Regions from separate parts of the Homo sapiens genome. Here all the other regions are linked to region 5. A link is a loop called in an ENCODE intact Hi-C map of the cell type or tissue named here. Cell type or tissue: endothelial cell of umbilical vein. All regions are shown on one strand. Region 1 has its middle 180 kb from the start of CHRM2. Region 2 overlaps DGKI (diacylglycerol kinase iota). Region 3 overlaps CHRM2 (cholinergic receptor muscarinic 2). Region 4 overlaps LOC349160 (a long non-coding RNA gene). Region 5 overlaps DGKI (diacylglycerol kinase iota).

Region 1 (5,000 bases), 900 kb after region 5:
TTCAACTTTTAGACTCCCATGTTTTTGTCTGTGTTGTCTAATTTTGGCAAAAATTCTGCTAAGCCAATTCAACCAGAACACCCCACCCTTCATATCCCATCACCCTCAATACCTAATCAGGTTCCTCATCCTCCACCATCCCTCAGGGGATGTCTGATCCCCTTGGCCTGCCTTCAGCAAGAATCTTGTTAGATCAGTTTAGCCAGAATCTCCATTATGTTGTTGATGTTTTTGATGTTTTCTCTTAGTAATTTTTCATACTAGCCCCACAATGCTCCTGGGCTATAAATCCCCACTTGCTCACTTGTATTCTAAATTGAGCCCAGTCCTATACTCTTCTCCCCTATTGCAATAATCTTGAAAGAATTTTGTTTTTCACCACTTTAATGACCTTCCAGTTCTGGTTTTCTTTGACAAGCACTGCTGAAATGATGCTTCCTAGGTGTAGGCAATGGTTAGAGCTGAAGCTGGAGAATTAGATCGGTTAATCAATTTCACTGTTCTAAAGAATATGACCCCTCGGCCAGGCGCGGTGGCTCATGCCTGTAATCCCAGCACTTTGGGAGGCTGAGGCAGGCAAATCATGAGGTCAGGAGTTCAAGGCCAGCCTGGCCAACATGGTGAAACCCCTGTCTCTACTGAAAATACAAAAAATTAGCTGGGCATAGTGGTGGGCACCTGTATTCCCCACTACTTGGGAGGCTGAGGGAGGAGAATTGCTTGAACCCGGGAAGCAGAGGTTGAATTGAGCTGAGATTATGCCACAGCACTCCAGCCTGGGCGACAATGCGAGACTCTGTCTCAAAAAAAAAAAAAAAAAAAAAAAAAAGGAAAAAGAAAGAAAGAGAAAAGAATATGGCCCCTCAAGGTTTTAGGACACTGCCATGGTTAGGTTTACACTATGGAAAGACCACCCAGGCATAAAAATAGATAATTGTATAGGAGTAGCCAGTTAGTTTGCAAGAAGAAAGCCCAGTAAGAAGATACTTGAAATATGACAAGATAACAGATACTGAACTGCTGAAAAGAACTTGAAGCAATGGTGACAGAGATAAAGGGTGAAATGGAAAATAGCAAACAATTTTTGATGTAGCCCACACACTTGGCTGGGCCAAAGGAGAAAGGTTATGCTATGAAAGTTATGCACAAGAATCAGAGTCACTCAGTTTAGGCATCTACATTAAAGACGCAGGGGTCAAGGCATTTGGTTCTGGTTATATTATTCAAATACACTCTCAGAGATCACAGCTCATCTAATCACTCCTCAGAATTACTTTTTTCTGCTTTCCAAATATGAATGCTAAAATTCGTCCCATGATTACTGATAATATCATGATCTTTAAAGATATGGAAACAATGGCACTAGGCAACACAGAGTATTTCTAAACCTTGCTTGCAGGGAAATATGAAGATGTCTAAGCAATAGAACTGTTCTAAATACTTTTTGAATGATCATGTTTATGTAAAGACATTCCATGGTAAACAGTGGAAGCATATTCTGTAGTAACATTTCACCTTTGATAATAGTGGCATGTGCCAGGCTGTGAGTGACCAGGTGCTAATGTTGCATTGGTCCAATCTGTGCAGCATGAGCAGGCAACTGACTGTGACCCACGATAAAAAAATATTGTCAAAGGTTAGATTGTGTTGAAAGAATACCATAACTTTTATGGAATGAAGATCACTTGTTACAAATGGAAATTACTCAATATGTACAGGCTGGTAAAAAAAAAAAATGAAAATCTGAGGTATAACAGAAGCAAGTAGAAGATGTAGATTATCTGTTCAGAAGAGCTACTACACCATTCTCAACTTAAGTTTTTCTAGTTGTGTCAAAATCCACATGCCTGGCTGAAGTTCAACCTAGGTTTCCTGATAAATTATTTTCTATCAAATTATAACATGGTCAATTTGGAGAAGTGTGTTAAAAATTCTGATTTTCAGAGGAGAGTTAGGAAAATGCCTGTGTTATGTTTAAGTCACTATACATTTTGAGTTTTATGTAATATTTTTCTATTTTCATGTGAATTAATTGTTTTTGTCCATATGAAGTCATGACTATATGCATGACATTCTTCAGCTGCATTCACATGATACATTTATATTCTACAAAGGGCCAAGATACATGTTCTAAAAAAAACTAATTTATTTGGTTATTTCTATCTTATAGGTCCAACTTTTTAAAATGGTTGTGCTATTTTGAATGAAAGATGTCTAAACTCTGGAAAAATCTTTAAGATAGCTTCTGAAGATTCTGGATAAAATGAACTTTAACATGATTTTGATGGGTTGTTTGTTGCAATTTATGTCCACTCCACCAGGGGGCAAGAGACAATATAGGAAGGAAGAGATGCAGTTCTGGATTTTACAGGCTTATGGAGTAGACCAATGTTTGGAACGCCATATGGTAGGTGACCCAACACCACGTGCCTTAAGAGTGGAGAGTAAAAAAGGGCTAGCTGGGGAGGCAGTGTCTGGGAAGGCCCTTAGGAAAAGTGAACATTTGATATGGTCTTGAAAGATGAGGACAGCATGTCAGTTAGAAAGAGAGGAGGAGAATTCCGGGTCAATGGAATACTTCATCCAAAACTAGAGATGAGATCTTGGATTCTAGCCTGAATCAGCCACAGTGAAAGCTCAATTTGACTATTTATGGCCCTTGGTGAGGCAGCAAGGAAGGGGAAAGCCAGGTTATCACATAAGGACATGCAAGACAGGAAAGAGGAACTCCAGTTGGATCAGGACAGATTTTGTATGCCAGGCTCAACAACTGGAGACTGATTTCCTTGACAAAGAGGAATAATTAAAAGTTTTAAGCTGAGAAGTAATATAATATCATAATGATCATTCTGACCTCAATGAATAACACAGAAGAGATACTAGTAATATGGAGTCTCATGAGAAGGTTAACCCATTCATGCCTGAGGTTGCAATTTTTAAATTTTTGCATGAGTGAAAAATCAGACATTGGCAATGACCTTGAGCAGCAGGATACAAATAACTCTCACATGCTTAGCATTCCAATAACAGAACACTAGGCATAAATTTGTTTTAGTAACATAGCTGAGGGTACTTAATGAGTTCATATATTATTGTATCTTCATACTTGTGAGGTAGGTATCATTTACCCTTTTTGCAAATGGAGAAGCTAATAGTGAGTTGATGTAAACTGTCTATGACCACTAAGAAAGATCCCTCAAGGATCAGCCACTAGAACCTCCTGTTATTTATTTTTTTCCCAACAACTCTGACTTCTTTATTTTTCTCTTAGCAGAAAGCAAAAACATGAGAAATAAAAGTATCTCTTGGCATTTTTTCTTCAAAAATGCTAACAATTGTTATTTTAAAATATTTATTCTAATATCTCATATACTTTATGCTTCCAATAATATACTTAAAAATTCAACAAAGATTAACTTCTAACAGATTATAAATGTGCAAATGTATCTAACAATAAGACCTGTCACCTTCTCTGTTAATGTATGAGTAGCATTCCAAACTGAGACATTCACAGAAAAAATAAAAGCTATTTTCTTTTTACATAAATCTCCAAAGGAAATTATAAAATTGCCTCTAAATTTCCAAGGAGACTATGCTGAATTTCATTTTGCTGTGGGAGGAGGGAGACACTTGATACCAGACATTCAGGTAAAAACCTCAATCCTGTGGAAATTCTAAATACAGGGAATTATAGGACAACCTGGGTCCCTTGAAGCCTAGTCCCACAGGGTTTTATTTTTATATCACCTGCATATTAATGCTCTAACTCTCATATCAAATAGAAATAGGCTTGAATATCACCTCTCTCCATACTAACTGGAACCCTGAGGAAGTCACACAGCATTACTTTTCTCCTTTTGTTCATCTCCACTGATGAACAAATGATATCACTTAGTTCATCAAAGGTCTGTTTTGAGGAGTATTTTAATCCATATAAAAGACTTTGTCTAATGTCTAGTCCAAAGTGTATGTCCAATGCATTGTAGCTGTTACTGTAATCACTCATTTAGAAATCACAGAATCAGAGCTAAAATGCACTTCAGCAATCATCTGAGCAACCATCTGATTTGGGTATTTAAAAAAACTGAGGTCTAGACAGAAAGTGTTTGCCCAAGGTGACATAGCTAATCCATCACAGAGCCGAGACTGTAACCCAGATAATTTAGATTCTGGTCTGGTGTCCTTTCTGCTATTACACACCAACTTCAGTGCTGCAAGATATTACAGCAGATGTGTTGCGGTTCTGTCTGGCATAACTGGGAGTAGCTGAAACTCAAGCAATTTGGATGTGCCCGGGGAATGGGTGAAATCAATGAGTGAGGCTCTTACTCTGGCATAGATTGAAGAATGAAGCACATGTATAATGTGTACTGCTCTCTTTCACCTTTGTGTTCTTTAGGATTTATGGATCTTCTTTCCACGTAGGAAGATGACTTCTTTGAAAGACAGGTAATGTGAGACACATGCCCTGAACTCCGGAGTGAATAGCAGCTGAAACAGCTGCTGGAGCCCCTATCCTGCCAGCAAGTATCCCCTTCATCTTCAGGCTGACAGAGAGCTGCTGGCTGCATCTGATCTGTCAGCTGCTTCACTCCTCCGGAATGAGCAAATAGTCTGTGCCCTGATCTAAGATGAGAAAAAACAACAGCCTAATCACTAAAAACTCTGCCACTGACGCACATGCAAATAGCAGTTTATAACAACAAAAAAGAGGCATATATGTAGCTGGCCTATAATTATTATATTAGACAATTTTATGGATAAGTGCCTGGCTACTCTTTGGGAGAGAAAAAAATAATCTCCCATCAGGATCTACCTACAGAAATATCAGCACTAATAATTTTCAGTGGGGGAATGCTTAGCTTTTTCAACATTAGCAATACTAAAAATAAAAAGCAATAATAATACTCTAAATGGTAGTGGTACTGTAACAATTCAGTTGATATTTTCTGCTCAAAGTCTTTACAATTGACAAGTCACCTCTTACACTGTATTTTATT
Region 2 (5,000 bases), 83 kb after region 5:
GAGTGCCTCAATCCTAACATGAATGCATTGCTTCAGTTCCGAAAGCAGAGTCTTGCTATGTATTAATAACCTGATTTTTGAACTAAGGCCAAGAAAGAGCCACCCACATACCAAAATCCTTGAGTTCATTCATTCAACTCTTCATTTAACAACGATCTATTGAACACCTACTATGTATCAAAGACTGTTCTAAGTGCTGGAAATTCAGCTTCAGTGAGTGCTAGCTCTGAAGTGTTTCTCTTGTTATATCTTTTAACCTGATTTCCCTGCTATGCCAAATTCAGGGAATTGGAGTACAAGTTGATTATTCAGAAGTGTCTGAATTAGCAAAGTAAAATGGAAACCTAAAAGGTGAATGCTGACCTTTCCTTAAAAGTTCTTTCTGATGAATTATTGCCAAGCCAAATATTCTCCATTTGGAATTTGAGTAATTAAAAGTGGAAACCTGAATATAAAGCCACCTCAATTTCTGGCTGTCACTTCTAGTCTGACGCTATAGTCAGCAGAGAAAACTTCAGAGTTTGATTCTCAATGGGATGTGTATTTTTTATATATTCATTTCTTCCTTCACTGTTAAAATGTAGCCTTTGCTAATAAGAGCAATTCATTGATTGAACTAAACAGAATCAAGGGCGGAAGTGTAAGCTAATCTGAAAATAACATCTTTGCAGATTGACTCAGAACCACAATTTTATGCACTAGTTACGTGGATAAAAACTTCAGGCTTTCCCTAGTTCACACTGGTGGAAAACAGTCTTTCTCAGTACCGAGTGGGTTTCCTGAATCACTGGTCCACTGCCAGTCTCCTGGAGTCATCTGTAAGCAGAATTAGAGATGTCCCCAGGCTGTCAGCTGCTAGGGATGTCTTTGTTTGAGACTGCCCTATTTCACATCTCCTCATAGAAGCTGTCCATGTATAATTTGTTTATTCATTTTATTTCCCAAAAGAGGCTTGGGGCCCCTTCAGCTGATTTTAGAAAATTTTTCTGTCATGAATTCTTCACATGTATCTAATCAACTCAGAAATTCCAGGCTGCATGACTGAATGTGTCCCCAGCATCTAGTTGTTGGTGACCTTGACCATCACCCTGCAGTGTAACAGACAGCATGATGTAGAAATTGTGAAAGAGATTTGGACCAGTGTATCTAATCATCATTTCAAGTATTGAAGTTTTAGGTATGGTTGTGAATCTTTCCTTTCAGACATGTAATATTTCATCTTGATTTTCAGATGTATCTGGCTAGCCTGGCCATGTAGCCAAGATTCCAGTGTCACAGTCAAGCCTTTGTTATCTCCCTCCCAAGTACTTGAGCACTGGTAGTAAATATCAGTAGTGGTTCTTTCTGTGTCTAAGAATTTTACGAATATTCATTTCCATTGTCAAGGGCATGCTAGGACCTCACAGTTAAAAGCTTATATCACATTTAACACCAGGAATAATTGCCAAAAGATTATATACATCATCTTGTTGTACTAGTACTTTATTGCATGCAACATTAGGAACCTTCTTTGAAATGGAATTATCTTCATCAAAAGTAGGCATTTACATCATTGTCATTAAACTTACATATTCAGTTGGACAAGGATGACATGTCATAGCACTATTTGGTCTGGACCTTTGGTTCCTACTATGTATTAGAAGAGAAGTATGTGGGCCTTCTGCCCATACTTGCTCCTGGATAACCACGGTCAATGCGTGAACCGCAGTCATCAGAAGTAGGAAAAAGGCCATTACGAACAGCATCCATGATTGGATCTCATGCTCCACCTGACAACTTTTGTCTTTGTTCAGAAGACCAGGCTTTAACATCTCCTTTTTTTTTCTCCCTGGGATTTTCTTTCTCATTTCTGCTTTTCCATTTATCATGTCATGAATGCCAAAGATTTGGAAAGAGAAAAAGAAAAGGATCTGTTACTAACTCCTGAGGGGTTGTGGGCTGGGCTTCGATGGGCACCTGGAGAGTGTAGTGTTCCCTTTCATTCTCTTTCTTCTGTTCTTTCTTCTCCAGCCTTCAGAATTTTCTTTCCCCAATTCTGTCTATAACACATTCTAACTCAGAAACCATTTTCTTGTATTTTAGGTGTTATCAAACTGCCTTTGAGGCATTGACAAGTGGTCTTTGTCCTCCATCATCACAGTTTTCACTAATTTTACATTATTTTCACAGTCTCTCTGCTGCCGCCTTCTTTGCTCTTTTTTGCTCTCTCCAGCTCAGCAGGCCACAAGTCCATGGTGTTAGGTAAGTGTATCAGAAGGTTGTAACCCCCACAGCTATGCAAAACGACTTCACTGTCACTCTTGCTCCTTTTCCCTCTTCCCATCCAACTGGCCACAGAGGAGTTGCTTCCTTGGACTTCGTATCTCTCTCATATGCCCTTCCCTTCTTGTCTTTCTGCCACTCCTCTATTCCAGACCTCACCATTGCTCAGCTCATTGACTGTATTCGCTTCCTCACTCATCCTCCAGTCACTCACCTAATTTTTCATCAATTTGTCTTCCGTATTACTCCCAATGATTTTTCTAACATTTTGTCCAAGAAAAAGGTGGGAGATTTTTAGGCACTGAGATGAGCGAGTGGAAAAGTACTGGAGGATGTTGTGGGGAGGTTGGTCAATTGCCAACCCATTGTATCTGATTATTGTCATCCATCAAGTAAGAATTGTAGTTTTTTGATAACCTTGGCACATTTGAAACTAACAGAATAAAAGGAAAGATTCCACTTGTGTTTACATCCTCCCTTAGGAATTTGTTTCTTTTCTCTACTCCCCTGCCTCTCCTCCTTGAGTTCCTTATTTCCACCATCCTTTTGACTTCCTGAGTAATGTGAATGCTATGAGTAACAAAATAGGTACTGATAATTGTTCTATGTCAGGATGATCTCATCAGCAAAGTATCTGTCCATAGCAAACTCAGAACAGTTTCTTTTTCTTTTCCCTTTCTCTTGATTTTTCTGTAACTAGGCATCTGTGTTTGCTAATTGTCTCTTATTACCAATAATTATTTAGGCTCTTACCCACCCACAGAGCCTGAGAGAGAGGGGCTCTGTCTTTCATGATGTTTACATTTCAAAAAATGACTTCTAGCTCCTGGAGAAAGACATTCCTGGGTTGTAAAATTTGGCATGAGTCTGGGAGCAGATTTACATACATCTCAAAGGGGCAGAGAAAGGATTTACAATGGAAAGTTTGCTAAAGTAAATGCTCTAAGAAACAAGTGTTCAGAGCCATATAATCAAGAAGAAACCTGTCGGCCGGGCATGGTGGCTCAAGCCTGTAATCCCAGCACTTTGGGAGGCCGAGGTGGACAGATCACGAGGTCAGGAGATCAAGACCATCCTGGCTAACACGGTGAAACCCTGTCTCTACTAAAAATACAAAAAATTAGCTGGACATGGTGGTGGGTGCCTGTAGTCCCAGCTACGCAGGAGGCTGAGGCAGGAGAAAGGAGTAACCGGGAAGGCAGAGCTTGCAGTGAGCCAAGATTGTGCCACTGCACTCCAGCCTGGGCAACAGAGTGAGACTCCGTCTCAAAAAAAAAAAAAAAAAAAAAAAAAAGAAACCTGTCTAAAGTTCCATCATGCTAAGGGAAACATGAAGGCTGTTTTGGTCAGTATACATCTGGAACCTTCACCTTCTGTTGGAAACCTATTAGTATCTACCCATCCTTTTGAGAATAAAGTCTCAACTTCTTAGTATAAAAATCAAACCTCTGGTCTTAGCCTCACCCTACTCTACTCTGTACCTACCTACCTTCCTAATTCCTGAACATTTCCTTTTCTTCTTTTCATGCTGTGGTTCCTTAGAGCCTAAGGGTGGTCTGAGATAATTTCCTTTTGTCTCAAAAACTCTTGTTCCTTTTGTCAAACCACCTTATTTTCTTCACAGCTCCTCGTGGAAGAGTGTCTGGTCTTGGGGAATGTGTAGCCCTTCTGGATTCTAAACACGTGGAGTACATGTCTATCCAATTCCTGCCACAAAGATATCATCAGTAGGATGTTTTCATGTACTCCCCTCCTCCTCCAATTCTGTAAACTCCTTGAGGGCAGGTACCATGTCTTACTCAGCCTTCTGTGACCAACTGCTGACACTAGAGTTGTCCCCAGCACCAGAAAGTCCTTAAAACCCGTTTGCTAAAATGATTAAGTGAATGACTTATAGACGTGAAAAATATTGTGGCATAATTCTTTGTATATGCAATATATATTTACCAAATTAATGAAGATAGAAACCATGAGTTGCTCTTCAAGATTATCAATGCCATAAGCATTTAAGAGGATTTTTTTTAAGTGAGTTGCATGTTCCTTATGTTGCCCACTTAGGTAGTATACTATCATGATAAAAGCAGAATTGGATCTGTACTTGGAAACCCAAATTTCTAGAGAACCTGTTAGTTTCTGGAAAGCACTCAGAAATCTTATCCTTGAATAGAATCCAATGAAAACTACATAATTTACTTTTATCTTGTGGATGACATTTTTAATGGACTATAGACAGGACCTGGTTTAGCTCAAGCTAGGGAATCCAAACTCTATAATTACTTTTAATCGTAAGGACTAGGAGTTGTGAAACTGCTGACAGGTCCCAGACATGGCATGGCAAGGTATAAAGTTCTTGGGATGTTATGTTTCCTTTTGAATGCTAATATGCCCATTCGTTGCTCCCCATTGGTTCCAGGTGAGCAGTGGGAAATTAATGATGACCAGGTGGTTGTAAAATGGACCTGTGACCCACAGCAGGGAAAAACTGGATTGAAATACCATATTGCAAACTGATTCTATCTAATTCTTATCAGCCATCAAGTAAGAATTGTAGTTCCATGATAACCTTGGCACATTTGGAACTAATGAGGTAAAAAGAAAGATCCCACTTGTCTTTACATCCTCCCATATTATATTTCCTATAGACAAAGTATCTGTCTGTAGAAAACTCAGAACAGTTTCTTTTTCTTTTCTTTTTCTCTTGATTTTTCTGTTTCTTTTTAACTAAGACTATTTTTCAG
Region 3 (5,000 bases), 670 kb after region 5:
AACCGTTAGAGCAATTTATGGCAACTTTTTTCTTTCTTCTTGTTCTTACTCTTGTGATTCTCCACCAATGCTCCTCCCTCCTTCCTCTGCTTCTTTTTCTTGCTCGTATTTTAATGTTCTTATACATTTAATGTCCCTTTCCCAATCCACTCTGCGCAAAATTCTCTCCAGTAATGCCACAGAGCAAGAAACAGTTCTGTTTCTGGGAAAAGAGCTGATATATGAAAAGTAAAGACAAATCTTGATTCAGATTAATAGAATTTATTTATTACACACACTATAGCATATAAAAAATACTCCAAATTTCATAATTCTGTTTTCAGGGTCCATATCATGAGTCTGCTTCCTAGGAGTAACTAACTTAAATATCCTTATGACATGGTGAAATTTTCTGCACAGAATCTTAAAATTCCCTTCAATACCTATATTTAAATATTTTTTCCTGGTGATGAAAATAATGAAGGTATACCTGATTTTTCTAATAAATAGAATTCTATTGATTCCATTTCCACACCGATCTCAAACAACTTGTCATTTGAATAAAACCATTATTTTGGAAATGTTGCTCATAGGTAGCATGTTACAAGGTAATTCATTTTATAATTTGTCTATCCTGGCATAAATATGCCCCATGGGGCTTAATGCTTCCTTGAGAGATCTGTAAGAGTACAATTTACTTAATAATATTTCTCTTCTTTTTTTTTCAGTTGCATTATCTAGGGTCTAGTCAACTAGTAGTGATGATGATTACTTTTGGTGCCAAAACAAATGTTAGCATTTAAAACCTTGTCACACACACACATACACACACACACCCACACCACCACCACCATTTTACTTACACACAAGGAGTGAGGTTCAGAGAAGCTCAACAATTTATCTAAGGTCACATAGTCACTTGGTTCGCTCCTAGCACACCAGAGACTATAATCCAGAAGATTAGGTTTCTGGGCCCAAGAGCCTTCTGGTGGACCACCCATTCCTCTGTCTGAACTGCAGATAAACTAATAATAATGAGCATAAAAGTAACAACTAATACATATTGAGTGCTTACTGTGTATGTAGGTGCTGTTTTAAGAGCTTTGCATATTATAGCTTATGAAGTAGTTGATAAATTTACTCAAGATCATATTCCTGAAAAGAGTAAAAATGTAAACCCAGGCCATCTGACATCAGGAGCTGACGTCCTGTTACACTATTAGCATATTCTAAGGTATGAAGCAATTGGTGACTTTAAGGCAAATAGAAAATGTGTATTGTAGATGTTGTCACTTGGATGGTAGAGACTGCAACAAGGGGATCCACTGAATATGCTAGTTTAGGCAGCATGGCTTGGTTTTCTAAGTTTATCTTTGGGTATAAATAGAATTTCATCAATTATGTCTCCATACATCTGACAGCTGCAGCAGGAGCACCATCAGGAGGCATTGCAAGCACAATGACTGCCTGTTTCCTGGACGCTCACAGCAGAGTATATAGTACGCAGAGGAGTTGAGACAGATATAATAAACTCCTGGGTCTCAATTCTCTTCCAAAAGTAGCTAATTTCTTCCATATAATTCATTCCTATCACCTCCTTTGCAATGTTTCATGCTACCATTTTCATGAGAAATTTGAACTCCACTGCCTCAGTTATAAGACATGGAATAATAGGACTCCTTTTTTAACTTATTTACCTGAGTACCTAGTTAGAAATAGTCAAATGTTGCAAAGTCCAAGATCTGAGAGTTATAAACATAGATTTATGTGATGGAATAGAATGCATGGATTTCCACACTGGGACAGAGATTGATCAGTTCTTCAACCCAGACAGTGATGCCAAAATGTTTATGATTCTACCTTTCTATGGGCAGCAGTCTATTCCTGCCTGACACGTCATAGGTGCTCAAAAATATGTCAACTAAATTAATTTGAGTTAGATTTATCTTATGTTTTAATTTTAAATTTTTATTTATTTTTATTTTTAATTTTTATCTATTTATTTTATTTTTGAGACAGGGTCTTACTCTGTCTTACTGTCAGTCTGGAGTGCATGATCAGGACTCACTGTAGCCTCGACCTCCCAGGTTTAAGCAATCTCCTGCCTCAGCCCCCAGATAGCTGGGACTGTAGGCATGCACCACCATCCCTGGCTAATTTTTTGTATTTTTAGTAGACGTGGTGTTTCACCATGTTGGCCAGGCTGGTCCCAAACTCCTGGACTCAAGCAATCTGCCCACCTCGGCCTCCCAAAATTCTGGGATTATGGTGTGAGCCACCATGCCTGGCTAGCTAGACTATAAGTAGGGGTTAGGGACACCATATTAAAGCCTGAAACCAGAATCTAATAATTGTAGGCACTTTGCTCCCAGGAGGCAAATAGAAGGTGTATTTACATCTGGCAAGCATTCAGTAAAAGCTTGAAGTCAATGCCAGGAAATATTGAGTGTCAGGCATGAAATCAGCAGAGGAAAAGGAGATGCAGTGAGACAAAGATAAGGAGACTTGAAAGTGAGTCAAGAGCTGTTTTAGCTAAAAAGCCCTGAATATTTCTGCAGAGACAGGAGGTGCCAGGGATTAGTTTCCCACTACCCAGTCAATGGGGTGGGATCCTCTCTTACTTACATGATATTGGAGGGTCATGAATGGCTATCTCAAAACACCCCTTATTTTCTATTGTAGACTTCCCATTTAGAAAAAAAAAAGCTGTTTATAGTTTTACATTGTTCTTTGTTTTTGGACAAAATGAAAGAATAATCAATTAACATACCCTTTGAAAAGTTAGATCTCCTTTTACTTACCACTTAATTGTTCTGTAGTATTAAGTATATGTTATACAACTTTATTGAGCCCCAAATTTCTCTAAGAAATATGGGGTTGATAACACCCAAAGGTCTAGACATGAATTTGACCAGTACCTAGATTAACTAGATAAGATAAAAAAAGATAGAAGTTTCTACTTGGCCAGCAACCGGATATCTGGCATCCGGTTGGATAGCTATGATAAGGCCAACATAAACATAGCCTTCATTAGTAGAAATGGGGAGTTTGGTTTATGAGAAGTAGCGGTCATTTTACAGTCAGCACTGCTCAGAGCACATCTGGAGGGTTATTTCCATTTATTATGTTGCATTTTAAGTGGGACATTAACAGACTACTGCATATTAGCTACTTAAAGGGAAGGATCATAGCTTATATTATTTTATCTTCTATAGCACCACACAATACCTTGTATTCAGTAAAAATTTGATAAGTGCTTTCTGAATGGAGGAGTCAACAAATGATTATAAAACTATGGCAGAGTAGATGTGAGTGTAAGAGCTGAGTTCAAAGAAGAATAAATGAAATATTAATACTCCTTATGAAATACTCTGTGTTACGCCCAGAAGATAGCACCATGAAAAACGGATGAAAGTTATGAAAAGCAAAATGTGGCTCACCATAAGAAGGAGCTTCATGACAATTGGGGCTGCCTGGAGCAGAGTGTTGGCAAGGATGAAACAGTGCTGGAGGTGTTAAGCAGTGTGTCAGTGACCACTGGCAGCAGAGGGGACCACCATGTTGTATGGGGAGTCTGCCTGTGTAGCTGTTTGAATCACTTCCACTGACAAATCTGTGATTTTACATTTACTGATCCCAACATGTGAAAGTGACTATAAACCTACAACCTTTGGGCAAAGTATCAGCGGGGTGGTATTTAATAGGAATATTAGAAATAATGTGTGTATGGATGAAGCTGGAAACCATCATTCTCAGCAAACTATCACAAAGACAAAAAACCAAACAACGCATGTTCTCACTCATAGGTGGGAATTGAACAATGAGAACACTTGGACACAGGAAGGGGAACATCACACATCAGGGCCTGTTGTGGGGTGGGGGAGGGGGGAGGGATAGCATTTGGAGATATACCTAATGTTAAATGACGAGTTACTGGGTGCAGCACACCAACATGGCACATGTATACATATGTAACTAACCTGCACGTTGTGCACATGTACCCTAAAACTTAAAGTATAATAATAAAAAAAATACATACAACTGAAAAAAAAAGAAATAATGTGTGTACATACCACATTTGCACACACATGTTGTTTCTTAGGAAACATATGTATTTGGGTGAACAGACAGGAAGTTATTTTTAACATGCTTATTTGCAGAAGATGAGAATTTAAAAGTGCAGTTTATCTCATTTAAGAATAATTTTATTTTATTTACTTATTGTTATTTTTAGAGGAAGAGTCTCACTCTGTCACCCAGGCTAGAGAACAGTGGCATGATCATAGGTCATTGCAGCCTCAAACTCCTGAACTCAAATGATCCTGCCACCTAAGTCTCCTTGAGTAGATAGGACTATAGGCACACACCGCCACACCTAGCTAATTAAAATAAAAATTTTGTAGAGACAGGGCTCTTGCCTGGTTGCCCAGGCTGGATTTGAACTCTTGACTTCAAACAATCCTCCCACCTAGACCTCCCAATTTGCTGGGATTAAAAGCATGAGACACCATTTTTGTCTTTTAAATTATGAAAGTCTTTTTAAAATAAAAACATAAAAAAGGCACTTGCAACACTAATGAAAATATCATTAGGATACATGGTATATGCACATGCAAGTTGAGATTTTAGTGTGTGGATTCTATTCTGTAGCTTTGGGGGTTCCTTAATGCAGTGTAAGTCTCTTTGTGTCAAGTGACCAATTCTTTCTAAGAAGCTACTCAACTCTCTGTGCTTAACATTGGCTGAATTAGGGTAAAAAAAAAATTGATTGGATTGAAACAGCTCATCAGTTGCTTGGCTAACAAGGAAATTTCATACCTGAATCCTCTGATCCGTTTGTGTAGACAGAGCAGGGAGCACATTCCAGGGAGGGTGTGAGGAATGTACACAGTTCATGACATGACTATTGTGGTCACCAGAACACAAAATCTGGCTTGGGAATTTCACATCTTTACTGACCACAGTAGGAAAAAAAAAAAAAAAAGCTAATAAGTATCAGTTGTATTTTTTTTTAAATCATT
Region 4 (5,000 bases), 500 kb after region 5:
ACACGTGTGCATGTGCTGGTGGCAGTGGGGTGGTGGCATGGCAGTGTCATACTTGTGTACTGGTGATCGCAGGGCAGTGAGGTCTATGCACACAAGCAAAGCGGTATGGGGAGGCTGTTGGCAAGTGGGCACCAGCAAAGTGGTGGTGGGAGGCTGTGGGTGGGTGTGCATCAGTGGGGGCCCATCTTTTGAAGCTCTCCAACAGTTAGGTGGGGTATACTGGCAAAAGAGCTATGGCGGTGGCTGCAAGGAAATGCTCCAGTTGGGCATCAGAAGCTGTGCTGCAAGCAAGTGTGGCCACACAGGGACTCCGGGAGAGGCTAGCAGATGAGGGAGCTCAAATCAGACTGGCCCTAGAATACAGGCAAGACAGCTTGGCTTTGTCCGGGTCTGACAGTCAACAAAAGCTAAAACCACTTGGAGAAACGTGGCAAGCCTTGTGGGATGGGTGTCCCTGGCTGTGCTCCACTGCAGCTGTTCCTGCACCAAAGTCTCTGTGCTCCACACAGGCTGGAGTCCTGTTCCTTCCACCTCTCTAGGCAGCTCTTCTTGTCAGCTCATACATCCATTGGGGTTACTGGGTCTCCTGCAGCTAGGATTCTGGAGGTCCATAGTGAGACTTGATCACTCCTTGCCTATTTAACTCATCACTTCTTCAGGAGCTGCTGGATTCCAGGAATGAGTCCTGGTGCAGGGTTCTCAGCTTCCTCCCCCTTTATCCCTCCCTCTGTCTACTCTTCCTTCTGAAGATCTGCTTGGAATGCCAGTCTTCTTGATGCTCTGGTCTCTCAGTGGGAGATGCTCTTCTTGGCTATGCCTAGTTGGCCATTGTGGCTCTTTTTACATGATTGTTTACAGAGAAGTCTCATGGAATATACAAAAGAAATCTACTACAACTAATAAGTTTAGCAAGGATACAGGATATAAATTTAATACAATAAAATCAATAGCATTTATACATAATGTCAAAAAAATTAGAAATTGAATATAAAATAACTTTCAAAATAACAGCAAATATATGACAAAAGAGCTAATCAAACAAAAGATATGAAAGACCTGTATACAGAACACTACAACACACTGCTGAGAGATATTAGGGAAGATCTTACAAAATGGAGAGATATACTGTGTTCATGAGTCAGAGGATTCAATTATTATTTACATATAAATTATCTCCACATTGATCTATAGACTCAGTACAATACCAACCAACAAATTAGCAGGCTTTTTTTTCTTTGGTAGACATTAACAAACATTCTAAAATTACATGGAAATGTAAAAGACCTAGAATATTTTTAAAAACTGAAAAATTAGAACCAATTGGAGGACTAACATTATGTGATTTAAAGACTTAAGCTTTAGTCAACAAGACCATGTGTTATTGGTGCAAATAGAAAAATGGAACAAAATAGAGAGCGAAGAAATATATGGAAGCACAAAGATGTCAAGATAACTCAGTAAAAAAGAATATTCTTTTCAACAAATGTTGCCAGAATAATTGGATACTCGTAAAAAATTAACTCTTATTTATACCACTTACTATATACAAAAATCAACTCAAATTGGATCATGGACCTACATGTAAAATCTAAAACAATAAAACGTATAAACAAAGAACAGGAAAAAAAACTTTATTTGAATTAGAAAACACTTTGTTAGACATAACTTCCAAAGCCCACCATGTAAAAGAGCAAATTTAGTGAACTTCATACAATATAAACACTGCTACCCTTCAAAGGACACTGTTAAGAGAATAAGAAGTACATTCACAAACTGGAAGAAAATATTTGCAATCATACAATTGATAATGGACTTTTATTCAAGATATAGAAAAAGTCCTCAAGACTCAAAAATAGACTTCCACTTTCAGGAAGATGGAGTAGGCATAATTTTCCCTATTCCTTGCATTATGTATAGCTAAAACCATAGACACACTTGTATAAAACAAGCATAATGATTCTGAAAGTTGGAGATAAATAGGCAACCCAGATAAAGACGTTGGAACCTGTGGAATTTCTTAGGTTTTCTTTTTACCTCCAGTAACCCTGACTGGTAGTAAAAAATGCCATTTCTCTGCCTCTCCGCTGTGTTTGTAAAGATCATGTGGTGAGGAGCCTGAACTTTCCACCTGCACCCAGCAGTAAAAGGCACTTCATTCTCCTTATCAGTGGGTGTCAGAGGAGACCTAGTGGATAGTGAATACTTATGCCCCACTCAGCAGTAACAAGCCACATTCCCCAAGAGGGGTCAGCAGAGACCATACGAGGAGGCTGGACTCTCACCCTATCTGGGAGTAATGAGGAGTTTTTCCCCTTCCCTGTAGGAGGGTTATCAGAGGAGGCCTAGTAGAGCATCAAGACTTTCAGTACTTCTCAGCAGTAATAAGGACATCACCATAGTTTAGGAGGAGGCCAGGTGGGAATAGTAATAAGGTATACCTTCCTAGGCAGATTGGTGTCAGTGGAAGTCTAGAGTGGAGCCTGAACTCCTACACCCACCCAGCAGTAACAAGGAGCCTCTCCCTCTTATATGCCAGCCTCCATTGGCACCTAAAGAGGAGGGGCTTCTTGTTACTGAGGAGAGAACTGGACTTCCATTCCTACCTGGAAGTAATGAGGTTGTGACCCCTTCCTTCAACTGTGGAAGCAATGTTACAGGAGCCATCCTGAAACAGAACATTTAATAAAACCAGAGTCTTACAACATCCTACCCAAAATGATGGTATTAATTGAAATTGTTTATTATTCCAAGAATCGGGACAATCTCTAATGAGAAAAGATAATCAACAGGTACCGACACTGAAATGACAGATGTTAGATTTGTCTAATGGGGATTTTAAAGCGCTGTCACAATAATATTTCAACAAGCAGTTATGAACATATTTGAGACAGATGAAGAAAAAAGAGAAAGTCTCAGCAAGAAACTAGAAGGTACATTTTTAAAAACTAAGTGGATATCTTATAACTAAAAATGTCTGAAATTAAAAACTGACCATACGCAGTGTTGGCAAGGAAGTAGTGAACTTGGAACTCCCACAGACTGCTTGTGGGAATATAAAATGATACAACCATTTTGCAAAATGATTTGTCAGTTTCTAAAAAAGTTAAACATACACCTACCATATGATCCAACGTTTCCCTTCCTATGTATTTACCAAGAGAAAAAGATTTGCACATGAATGTTCCTAGTGGCTTTACTTGTATCAGCCAATACTAGAAATAATGCAAATGCCCATCAACATGTGAATGGATAAACAGACAGTCCTAGTCCGTACGGTGCAATAGTACTCAGAAATAAAAATGAACTATTGCTATACATTATAACATAATAAAAACGTAAGGTGATTATGTAAAGTGCAAGAAGCTATACAAAGATCAATACATACTGTAGGTTTTTATTTATATAAAGTTTAGAAAATGCCACTTAATGTACAATGGCAGAAAGCAGATCAAGGGTTATCTGCTTTGGAGGGATGGTGTAATTACCAAGTGGTACAAGGAAACTTGTGCAGATGATGGATAGATTCAGTATCTTAATTGTGGTGATGATTTCACGGATGTATACCTATACCAAAACATCAAATTATACACCTTAAATACGTGTAGCTTATTATATGTCTATTATACCTCAATAAAGCTGTTGATTTTCAAAAAATTATGTCTATTAAAATCCCTAATTTTAAAAAATTTTAATTTGATGATATAAATTTCTGTTTTCTTCATACAGCTTTAATAAAATGTCTCAAGAAACTTTAATATAGAATTATTCTGTTTTTTAGACTTCTGTGTTCCAATCAAGGACAGGTAATTTCTTTTCATTCTGGGAATTATTTTTCATTTCTACTCTAAGGCTCCACTTAGATGTAACACTTTTGATTTATAACCATAAAAAAAGTTCCTTAAAAAAAGTCATTGAAAAAGAATATCATCTTTGATCTTGAAATTTTATTTTTGTACATATTAAAAACTATTATGGCCATAATGAAAAAACTTTTTTTTAAAAAAATCTTAGTTTGAGAAGGGAAAAAAGGGGTCTCTGATCTTTAAAATTAGAGGAATCCACATTGGTGCAAACACAGCAAAAACAAACACAGAGTCTGTTTATGAATGGAAGGACAAAATACTAATGACTTCTCACTCCCAAATTTCAAAAGTATCAGAAACATCAAGCTAACACAGAGACTACATTTTTACAAACTCAAATTCCTAATATCTGTCACCTGACAGAGACCAAACCCCTGTTGTCTGCAGAAATCTCTAGATAATCAAACTAAAAAATCAAAGGACAGATTACTTCACTTTTGCAATATGTAAGAACAAAAATCAGCTATGCACAAATCATCATTATAACCAGAAACAAACATTAACTGAAAGTATCTATTTAGCATGTTGGAGTTGAAGTATTGAATTCCTACTACAAATGAGACTTACCAGAGGAACTAAGATAAATTGATTCTCTCAAAGTGTACAATTTAGACTTTAGAGTACACAATTTTATTGGCTACAATTGTAGAACTCAGTCCAATAATGATTCAGTGACAACTCTAGAAATGAATTATCAAAAGGCAATTCAGAAATATTGAGTTAGTTGTACCATGGTAATAATTTATCTACATTTATGAAGAAGATTTAGCTGCTGTCAATAAACAAAGACAAAAACAGACTACTAAGAGAAAGTGGAAAGAGGGGAGAGAAAGTTTGGAACAGTGAATTTTGTTGTTATAAATTTGTAGCTAGGAAAAAAGCCAGCTGTGGTAGGGTATCTTGAAGGTCGAAAGGAAGCAATTTTGTTTCTTCATGAATTCTTCAGAAAAGCTTGAGGGTTTATCTGGCATACACAGAAGATGGGCAAAGATACATTTGTATCTCTATCTTGAGTGGTTGGAAGATGAGAACCATTTTTTTTCTACTAAATTTTAATTACTTAATGAAAAGTAGGACAGAATTGTCAGCTGAAAGTTGGGTTATCAGGTGAATGCTATGAGTGCAGCATGGTAAGAT
Region 5 (5,000 bases):
GGTATGTGATTGATTTTTTTTGTTTTGTTAGTTTAGAAAATGAAACTTTTAATTGTGGGCGGAGGCAGAGTTTATATAGAGGAAACAGCCTGAGGAATTCATGAAGAAAACTGCTGGCTTTAGGCAAGTGGAGTATAATTCTGAATTCAGGTATATATTTGACACAAGGTATTCAGCCTTTCGTTAGTGAGCACATCTGTCACTGTAGAAGCTGGCAGAATGCTGCCAGTAAAGTGACAAAGCTTAGGGAGAAATCAGAAATTGAATATTTTTCACTGACTGGGATGAGGCTATATTACCCCATAACCGTATTAGTTTAAATTAAGAGTATTATTTAAGGTATAGAAAGTATTATTTAAGGTATAGAAAGTTTGCATTACTTTGGAAAAAAGTTCTTAGGCTTCAATATTAGCTACTTTAATTGTATATTATTTAAAAAATACATGAAAGGCCAGGTGTGGTGGCTCACGCCTATAATCCCAGCACTTTGGGAGGCCGAGGTGAGCACATCACTTGAGGTCAGGAGTTTGAGATCAGCTTGGCCAATCTGATGAAACACCATCTCTATTAAAAATATAAAAATTAGTCGGGCATGGTGGTGCACACCTGTAATCCCAGCTACTTGGGAGGTTGAGGCAGGAGAATCACTTGAACCCAGAAGGTGGAGGTGGCAGTGAGCTGAGATTGTGCTACTGCACTCCAGCCTGGGTGACACAGTGAGACTCTGTCTCAAGAAAGAAAAAAATATGAGAAAGCAGAGGGAAACATTCCCCAATAATGCACTTGGAAGTGGAGGTGAAAGAGGTGGTTCTGCTCTCATTTCTGTGACCTTTGGCAGGTTCCTTAACCTCTTTTGAGACCTTCTGAATCTACAAAGAAATGCATTCAGATCTCTAAGGTTCTTATAGCTGTAGCATTATAATAATATAGGCTATTGTTCAAGGGAACTTTAATGCAAGCCACATTTGTACAATTTTGAATTTTCTAGAAGGTACTTTTAAAAAGGTAAAAAGCAGGTGAAATTAGTTTATAATATATTTTATTTATCTAAAATAGTATCATTTCAATATGTGTTAATTTATAAACATTGTTAAGATATTTTATGTTCTATTTGTACAGTCTTCAAAATCTAGCATATATTTTATACTTACAGCACATCCAATTTGGATTAGCTATATTCGAGTGCTGGATCACCACATGTGGCCAATGGCTGCTGCGTTGGACAGTGCAGGTGTAGTCTCTTTGTTACTGGCTTGCACAGTTCAGAGGCTGTCACATAGTTACAGCTGTCAGATGGTCTGATCCCATTTTCAGATCTCTTGGCTGCAATAAATTCAGCTCACTCAAGAATGATCTCAAACCTTCATGTTTATAAATGAGAAATAGCCTGTCTTTGGTCATGTGATAAATTTGTATTTTCTCACTTCCTTGGCCACGTTGACACCTATTCAACTCCTAATGGCTGTCACCCTGCTGAAATATTGACGAGCACATGAACTGATCTCCTGAGGCTCACGTACTCTCATTATGGTTCCTTAAGGTGTGTGACCCATGGTCCCTATCTATCTGGCTCCTGACTTTGGTGAACTTGGCTGGATCTGCAAGTCCACCTTTAACCATTTTAATTATTTCCAAAAGGCCTGACATTAAATTGACTCCAGCCATCCACTTCATGCTTATTTCTTGTTCTATTGGCTTTTCTAGATGAAAAAGCATCCCAAATGGTAGACATCCCCATGCCCTGACTCACCACAGCCAATGCAAAGAAGGAAGTATTATTTTCCTTTAATTGATAGGGACAATCCCTCATCCTAAGCCCCTTTCCTCATTCATCCTCAGCCTAGTTATATTTCATCCTCTCTCACTGAGTAAGCACACAGTGTACCTTCAGTGTGGATTCTATATTGTTTCAAGAAAAGGTCATATTCTGATTTTTATCTTGATTTCTTTTGGGCTAATTTTAAGCACATTTCTTTTAACACATGTTGGCTTTATTAAGTGCAAACATACATTAAAATATCAAAAGGAAGAATTATTGTGCACATATTCAAAAGGGTCCCCCAGTCATCCAATACTGTGTGGTCATTTTCTTTCAGAGCTCAGCAAAACTCTTGTTTTCCTTTGATTTCCAAACGTGAGTGTCCTTCGCTTTTTGGCCTGCATGTACTACAAGGCAGCGCAACGTGCATCTGTTCTCTTGGAAGAAAATATCAGTTTGCTGTCATCTCCACCCTTCAGCCACCCCTTATGTTAGTATACTGCAGAATGAAAATATTGCTCAAAATGCACTTGGTAAACATTCAGTGACAACTAATGCTAAAAACGGACAGATGGTGGCAGCATTGACCAGCTGCTGCTGTGCATGGCTGCTCAGGGACAAAGCGGAGGACCTGGTGTTCTCAATCTGTCAGCCCTGCTTTTCCTAGGAAGGAAGGAAAGAACTTTGCAAGCTGGAAAATCATTAGGCCCAATCAGGATAACTTTCTTCAGTTCTGGTGGAAAATATACCAAGTGCAATAAGTTGCAGTTAATTAAATAATTTAATTGAAAGGGTGCTAGGTGAGCTGGTGGAGATGATTTGGGAAAATACGAAAGCCGTGGCAGAGTTCCTGCCCATAGAACCTTTCAATGTGCAGTCTGGACTTCAGGTGGAAACGGGTTCCGGATTACTGTAAAGACAGAGCTTCCAGTAACAGCTTTAAGATCTTTTGTAAAGTTTTTCTCTAAGGACAAAGACACAGATTGTTTCCCAAGATTTTTAATGTCTCCTGCTATTGTAAGTGTGTATTTGTTTCCATTTTGTTTTTTATAGCCCCTTTTTTACTGCAGGGAACCTCTGCTTTTACTGTTCTTTACAGTCTGCAAAAGAAACGCTTTCTGATTTGATGGCAGCTGAAGGTGGGGCTGATTTGCAAACTCAGGGCTCAACTTTAAGTGGAGAAATGGGAAGAGGGCATTTTTCTTCTAGGAAACTGGGCCTTTATTGAGGAAGGTTGGAAAGAGGTAGCAAAATCTAGCTGAGTCATAGTAGCTAATGTTAGTTTAGCATTTCCTGTTTGTCAGGCACTAGCTAAGCAATGTCTACACATGAGTTGATGAAACAACTCTAAAAGTCAGGCATTATTATTACTCTTGCTGTACAGATGTGAGGGGAGCTTAGAGAGATTAAATGACTTGCCTAAACTCACCCAGCCAATTTGTGGTGGAGCTGAGCTCCCTGCCGCTCAGCTCGGTGCCCCACACTTCTGCGCTGTGCTGTCTTCCGGGAATGCTGGCTGTTGGGGAATGCTGATAGAGCTGCTGGCTGAAAAAAACTATTCAGGAGCTGTGGAGGGGCGATATAGACCCACCTCAGCCAGAGAACTATTAGCCTAATATTGGTTGTCTGTGGGAGAATTTCAAGACAAAACAAAATCTGTGCTGTGAAAGGCAGGAGGCCTTTGATGACTCCAAGGGTGATGGAATGATGAAATGCAAGATTTTCTGCTTATATTCAGGAGACAATGACATATTTGATCATTTGGCTACAGAAAAAAGGAGAAAGAATCTATTTATCCGGTTCATAAAGCAAATTGATTGATGAGAGGCGAAGCACCTTTACATTCACACACTGTGTACTTGTCCTTTTCTGCATAGACCAAGGGTAAAAGGAGAAGAGATGGTGAGAAATCCAGGCACCCTGTGGGCTCTGCCTTTGTGAGGAATCGTAGCTCAGTATCACGAGAACTCCTGACAACCTTCTCTGAGAAAACAATTAGGAACACAGCCTAGAAGATTTGAATGAGGGCTGTTAGAAGACGCAGCATCAGCTGGATGCAGTGGCTCATGCCTGTAATCCCAGCACTTTGGCGGGCGGATCACTTTGAGCTCAGGAGTTTGGGGGCAGCCTGGGCAATACGGCAAAAGCCGCCCCCATCTCTACAAAAAATGCAAAAATTAGCCTGGTGTGGTGACTTGCACCTGTGGTCCCAGCTGCTCGCGTGGCGGAGGCTGGAGAATCGCTTGAGCCCACGAGGTAGACGCTTCAGTGAGCTGAGATTGCACCACTCCAGACTGGACAACAGAGTGAAACTCTGTCTCAAAAAAGACAAAAAAAACAACAACACAGCATCGATTCATAGAAGTTGTGGGATACGTCACGTACTTCAGAGTCATTTGGAAATTGTTTGTGTTCCATGGGCAGTGAATTAACCCCCTAACGTTCCATCTGTTTTAGTATTAGCATTCCTCCTGCACTGTGGAATTGTTTCTTCTTTGCAAGCTCATCTTCACAGGAAGTTGTTTTATTTAATTTTTACTTTTCTATCTCTGAATCCCTTTGGTTTCTAGTAATATTGAATTGTTTTCAGGACTTTCAGATGAGAGCTGGGTTTTTCTATAGATTCCTATGGCTCCACCCTGGGGAGATGGCAGGGGTATGTCACTGGGCTTTTGGGAAGTCGGGTTGAGCACTTACCAGAGTGAGGCTTTCTGGGCTTCTTTCAGCCATAGTACGTCCCACCTTTCTGTGGGCCATGACCTCAGACTGGTTTTCACATTCCTTCCTCCTCTCTTCCTCCCTGCTATGAAAGAGCCGTGCTCCAGGACAGCTTGCTGTCAGTAGGGCACACACTTTTATTTCTCCATTATCAGGCAAGCCAAAATCCCAGCTTCCTCTGCTATTTGCAAGACCAGGAGCCAAGCTGATCCAAGCCTTTACCCCAGCTCTGCCACTTTGTATTTTTTTTCTGGCCCATTGAAGCTGCGTCTTTTTTTTTTTTCTTTCTTTTTTTCTTTTCTATCATTGTTGTGTCTGAGTGAAATGGGATATTGAAAGTGTAAACTCATAGCATTTTCTTTACCCAGAAAAGAGAGACATATTTCAAGTGAGCATAAGAAAAATGTCTAATTTAAATCTGCCTGAAAGAAAACGGGCTGACTTGGGAGCACAAATCATAAAGGAGAGGTTGAATGATTGTCTCTTAGAGAAGTTTTAAGGAGAATGCCTTCTTCCTTCTTTG

The links. Peaks named below come from ENCODE experiments on the same cell type or tissue, not always from the same donor. Only the 100,000 strongest peaks of a DNase experiment are listed, where the experiment ranks them.
Region 1: it touches region 5 in a loop (6-fold over the local background); 2 of 110 quality-filtered maps call a loop at or near these places.
Region 2: it touches region 5 in a loop (4-fold over the local background); 2 of 110 quality-filtered maps call a loop at or near these places.
Region 3: it touches region 5 in a loop (3-fold over the local background); 2 of 110 quality-filtered maps call a loop at or near these places.
Region 4: a loop joins it to region 5, with 11 times the contacts of the local background. A loop is called at or near these places in 2 of 110 quality-filtered maps.

What each region holds. Positions count from the first base shown.
Region 1 is chr7:136,685,241-136,690,240 of GRCh38, reverse strand. No RefSeq gene overlaps it. Among named protein-coding and RNA genes, the nearest start is that of CHRM2, 180 kb to the left of the region's middle. In endothelial cell of umbilical vein, a CTCF peak has its summit at 2,344 (motif pointing right); no DNase peak of the experiment used is centred here.
Region 2 is chr7:137,506,776-137,511,775 of GRCh38, reverse strand. The region is part of intron 21 of DGKI (diacylglycerol kinase iota); the gene reads left to right. Among named protein-coding and RNA genes, the nearest start is that of PTN, 170 kb to the right of the region's middle. In endothelial cell of umbilical vein, no CTCF peak of the experiment used is centred here; a DNase peak (open chromatin) is centred at 2,785; H3K27ac peaks cover 1,448 bases.
Region 3 is chr7:136,923,225-136,928,224 of GRCh38, reverse strand. All of the region lies in intron 2 of CHRM2 (cholinergic receptor muscarinic 2), which reads right to left. The region is part of intron 2 of LOC349160 (a long non-coding RNA gene); the gene reads left to right. Among named protein-coding and RNA genes, the nearest start is that of MIR490, 23 kb to the right of the region's middle. In endothelial cell of umbilical vein, no CTCF peak of the experiment used is centred here; DNase peaks (open chromatin) are centred at 2,434 and 2,994; H3K27ac peaks cover 1,676 bases.
Region 4 is chr7:137,088,837-137,093,836 of GRCh38, reverse strand. The region is part of intron 1 of LOC349160 (a long non-coding RNA gene); the gene reads left to right. Among named protein-coding and RNA genes, the nearest start is that of MIR490, 190 kb to the right of the region's middle. RefSeq lists an enhancer at 1-486. In endothelial cell of umbilical vein, a CTCF peak has its summit at 2,255; a DNase peak (open chromatin) is centred at 2,266.
Region 5 is chr7:137,589,796-137,594,795 of GRCh38, reverse strand. All of the region lies in intron 12 of DGKI (diacylglycerol kinase iota), which reads left to right. Among named protein-coding and RNA genes, the nearest start is that of PTN, 250 kb to the right of the region's middle. RefSeq lists enhancers at 2,526-3,725, 3,359-3,859, 3,860-4,360. In endothelial cell of umbilical vein, a CTCF peak has its summit at 2,330 (motif pointing right); DNase peaks (open chromatin) are centred at 2,345 and 3,025; H3K27ac peaks cover 1,332 bases.